Regions from separate parts of the Mus musculus genome. Here region 1 is linked to region 2. A link is a loop called in an ENCODE intact Hi-C map of the cell type or tissue named here. Cell type or tissue: heart. All regions are shown on one strand.

Region 1 (2,500 bases), 60 kb after region 2:
ATTCGAACTTGCAGTTGGGTGGGCTATGGGGAATCGGCCAAGCAGGAAGTGAAGGTGTGAAGTGGATCTGGCAGGTTCTACATGCAGGGTTCTTGCTGAATGTGGTTCCTCCTGGCAGTTGTTTTTCTTTTAAAATTTTTTATTGTGAAACACACACATAGTGAGAGAGAGAAAGACAGACAGAGAGAGAGAGAGAGAGAGAGAGAGAGAGAGAGAGAGAGAGAGAGAGAACAGGAAACATAAGTGTACACTTGATGAACACATGCACAAGGATCACAAGGGTCAGAAGCAGGGCATTGGGAGCCCTCTAGAAGTGCCAGTGTGCCGCCCCACAGCCAATCTTTTTCACCTTCAAAGAATAGGAATCCTAAGTTAACGAAGGTAACTTTTAGTATGTGATAAAGTTTAGTTCCTCTGCTTTTGAGTTTTATATTGTACAGAACCACGGAGTACTCAGTATTATCTTTACAATACATTGCATGATGCTCCATTTCGTTCATCTCTGTTTTCAAATATCCTTCTGCTTATTTATTTCACTGCTTTTGCACACTTGACTATTCCTGGACTTGGAAGTAGTTTCAGTGTGGGGTTTATTACAAATAATACTCCTATGAACCTCTGGGTGTGCGTGTGTATGGATCTCTTTATCTCTGTGCTAGTCAGCTCGCTGGAAAGCAGACCCGTGGCCTCTCTCCCTAGAGAGTCTGACATAGGCAGTCCAGACTGGAATCTACAAGTTTCATTTCCAACAAATTATTTGGCCATAAAGGCTCTTCTGCTTCCTCGGATCAGGCAGCGCTCCAGACTGTGGCCTGCAGGCCAGCCCTGGCCACGACCTGCCCTTAGATGGTCCAAGAGCAAAGGATGCTTTCTCTTTTCCTTTATCAGGACCGGGACTATACATGCCAGATAAGTACTCTACCAGGGAACTGCTCCAGGTTGACTATTGCCTAGAACAACTGCTTTCTGTCTGTGTCTCTCTGTCTGTGTGCACGCATGTTTCTCTGTGTGTGTGTCTGTGTGTGTGAGAGAGATGTGTGTGTGTGTGTGTGTGTGTGTGTGTGTGAGAGAGAGAGAGAGAGAGAGAGAGAGAGAGAGAGAGAGATGGGTGGGTGTGGTATATGCCCATAGAGGCTCATAGAGGTATATCACTCTGCCTCACTCCCTTTCATCACAGTCTCTCACTGAACCTGGAGTTAGGCAGGTGGCCAGCAACCCCAGTGATCCTCCCGTCTCCATTCACTGACCCCACAGTGCTAGGGCTACAGATATATTCATGACCACACCCAGCGCTTGAAGCTCTGGGGATTTGATCTCTGGTTCTCAGGCATTGTCAGGCAAGCACAGCAAGGGCTCCTATTTGCCAAGTCATTTCCCCAGTCCCAGCACTGGGCTTTGTTTTATTTTAAAAACAGTTTTAAATGGTTGGGAAGAAACCCAAAGAACAATATTTCATGACACATGAAAATTAGATGAAATTCAAATTTCTGTGTCAATAAATAAAACTTAAGTGGCACAGTAAAAGCCACGTCAATTGTTTTGTGTGTGTGTGTGTGTGTGTTTTTAATGCATTGTCAATGAATGACTTAATGTTAAGCAGAGCTGAGCAGAGACCCCACATCCCCCCCACCCCAAGCCTAAAATTCACTTCAAATTTTACAGAAATGTTTTTTCCGGGGCTGGACTTAGAATGTGTGTTTGGGAGTGGTACTGCACTGTGGGCGTGCACCAGCCACAGTTAGCAGACACTGTCGATTTCTCAAGGTGATGGCTCCGGCTTTATGTGTTCCCAGCAGCAGCAGAAGAACATGCCGGCCCCTCTGCGTTCTCAGCAACACGGCCAGGCTTTGAGCTTCAGCAGCTCCATCAGCGATGTCTATTCTGGTGCTTGTAAATCCTCATTACTAAGCGATTCTCACCTGTCCCAGTGCTGGGACCCACGCCCCAACCTTAAAATTATTTTGTTGTTACTTCACAACTATTATTTTGCTTCTGTTGTATTGCCATATAAATATCTGATATTCAGGATATCTGATATCTGACCACAGATTGAGAGCCACTGCTCTGTTTATCAGCCACTTGGATTTTTACTTTAGGAAGTACCTCTTTGACACTTTAGCCCAGGTTGGTTTTTTGTTTTGTTCATTTATTTTAAACTCTCTCTCTCTCTCTCTCTGTCTCTCTCTCTCTCTGTGTGTGTGTGTGTGTGTGTGTGTGTGACCCCTGGAGGTGGTTACAGGTGGTTGTGGTGGCTCAGAGTGGGTGCTGGGAACAGAGCTCTGTGAGATCAGCATGTGCCCTTTTTTATCGGCTTATCCACCCTCATGTACTCTGGATACAATGTTTTTCATTCATATGTCAATATCATAATTGTCTTCTCTCTGGTACTTGGTTCTTCCTGATGTCTTTTGAAAAGGAGAAATTTTTAATTTTAATGTAGTCAACATAAAACTGCTTTTAAAAATAAAGAATTATATTTTTATTTGACTTTATTTTATTT
Region 2 (2,500 bases):
GTGTTTGATTATTTTGCCTGCACGTATGTTTGTATGTACACTGTATGCATGTTTGGTGCCAAGAGAGGTCAGAAGAGGACATCAGATCTTCTGGAACTGGATTTAGGAATGGTTGTGAGACACCTCAAGGGTGCTGAGAACTGAACCCAGTAACTCTGAGGAGGCAACAAGTGCTTGTACCTAAGAGCCATCTATCTCTCCAACCCCTGTGGTTATTATTATTGTTGTTGTTATTATTATTATTGTTATTATTACTACTTTGTTTTTGAGATGGGGTCTGACTCTGTAGTCCTGGATGTCTTGGGACTTGGTATACAGACCAGGCTGGCCTCAAACATCAACCTGCCTCTGCCCTCCGAGTTCTGAGATTAACAGTGTGTGCACCGAGCCTCATGACGTATCTTTATGTTCTGCGGATGGGTGTTTTGCCTGCTTGTATGTCTATGTACCACATGCACTCCTGGTGCTCTCGGGAGCCAGAAGAGGGAGACGAATCCCCTTGAACTGGAGTCACAGACACTTGAGCTGTCACATGGGTGCTGGGCATTGCACCTGGGACCTCGGCAGGAGCAGCAAGTGCTCTTATCTATAGAGTCATCTTTCCAGCCCCATTGCTTTAAACTTTGTATAAATGCTCACTGAGGAAACCCTGAAGAACACATAGAGATATAACAGCCACTCCAACAGGTCAATACTACTAATATTTTGGTGCCTTTTTGAGTGTTTTTTTTCTTCCTTCTCAAGTGTTCTATCTTTTTAATAGGACATCATGTTACAATCTATTTTTAAAAAGTAATCTTGGCATTAAACTGTGATCCTTTCTCTGTGGACAAACTGTCTCTTAAAATACATATTCTTGTAGAAGTAGCCACACCCTGGGTCAGATCATTTATTACTTAAAATTACTTCAAACCATTTTTTTTTTTAAATTGGAGGGTGGAGTGGGAGGAGGGATTGCCTGTGCCTGCTAGACTTGGGAAGCATGACACACAACATCTCAGAAAATGAACAGCCTCCATCAGCAGGCAGATGGCTCTGAGGCGCTCTCCTGAAAAGAATCCCCTCACGTTGATTAGATCAATGTTCTCTGAGCTAATTTGGCACTGTGGAACCATTTATCCTCACGGCTCCTGCTAGTGTCTTGGGCTCATTTGAGGAAACATTGTTGCAGGCTCATGGCTCTTAGGAGTAGGGGACAGCTCTTCATCACTGTGTTGTTCCCACACGGCTTTACAACTGGGCTTATTAGAAATTATGAAAAGTAAGTTTAGATTGACGAAGCCACTTCCTGACCAACAGCCACACACAAATGTGACTTGGGGGCCAAGGGTAGCGACCGAGGCTGTGCTCCAAAGGGTGCCTCTCAGTGTCGTGCTAATTGGTCCCTCTGGGGATGAGCCTGTGAACTCAGTCTCATTAGCACAGCACAAGTGCACAAAACAGCTGAGTTAGTTTGTCTGGAGCCCCTGACAGTCTTTTCTTACCCTGATTCTCGTGCTGTCCTCCAGGTGGCGATGCTGGTTTGTCATCTCCTGAGATCCCAAAGCCTGAGCCAAGAGCCTGAAGGCAAGGGAGACACTGAGACCGGCAGCATCAGAGGTGCGGGCAGGGATGGGGACACACACAGCTGCTAGCTCTGTAATTGCACATCCTCATGCACTGGGTGTCCAGGCACAGGCAGGATTTTTGATAAATCAGTAAGCCAAGAAAAAAAAAATGCTGTTAGCCTTTATCAGCAACGTTCCAGGTGTGTGTGTGTGTGTGTGTGTGTGTGTGTGTGTGTGTGTGTGTGGTGTGTACAGGCATGTGCATGAACAAATGTGTCACAGCACATGTATGAAGGCCAGAAGACACTCGAGGGAGTTGGTTCTCTCTGTATAGCATGTTGGCTCCTGGGATTGAACTCACATTCTCAGGCATGGTGACAGATGTGTCATCTTGCTAGTCATTTCTTTAGCTGGACCTGATAGAACACCAGGGCTCCCTTCTTGGTTAACGATCTGCTAAATAAATTGCATGCCCTTGTGTTTTCATGGGTGGTTGGTTCTAGTACTTGCTGGATATACTCATGTATACTCAGGTCTTTTTTGTTTGTTTGTTTGTTTTTGTTTGGTTTTTGGTTTTTGGATTTTGGTGTTTTCTGGTTTTTCGAGACAGGGTTTCTCTGTATAGCCCTGGCTGTCCTGGAACTCACTTTACAGACCAGGCTGGCCTCGAACTCAGAAATCCGCCTACCTCTGCCTCCCGAGTGCTGGGATTAAATGCGTGTGCCACCACGCCTGGCTTATACTCAGGTCTTTATGTAGAGAGGCATAGCGTTTCTATATAACCAGTGCATGTCCTCTGTGTACTTTGTACTTCAAATCACCTCTACTACAGAATACAATTGTAAATAATGATTTTTTTTAAAGTTCACCATTTTGTGTTGATATTTTTGTTGTTGTTGTTGTTTGTTTGCTTGCTTTTGAGACATATTTCTCTATGTAGTCCTGGCTCTCCT

The links. Hi-C counts contacts between places; a loop is a spot of excess contacts. Peaks named below come from ENCODE experiments on the same cell type or tissue, not always from the same donor. Only the 100,000 strongest peaks of a DNase experiment are listed, where the experiment ranks them.
Region 1: it touches region 2 in a loop (1.9-fold over the local background); 2 of 42 quality-filtered maps call a loop at or near these places.

Annotation. Positions count from the first base shown.
Region 1 is chr2:103,930,946-103,933,445 of GRCm38, forward strand. No RefSeq gene overlaps it. Among named protein-coding and RNA genes, the nearest start is that of Gm39896, 4.0 kb to the right of the region's middle. In heart, no CTCF peak of the experiment used is centred here; DNase peaks (open chromatin) are centred at 836 and 1,286.
Region 2 is chr2:103,870,622-103,873,121 of GRCm38, forward strand. No RefSeq gene overlaps it. Among named protein-coding and RNA genes, the nearest start is that of Gm39895, 22 kb to the right of the region's middle. In heart, a CTCF peak has its summit at 1,500 (motif pointing right); a DNase peak (open chromatin) is centred at 1,520.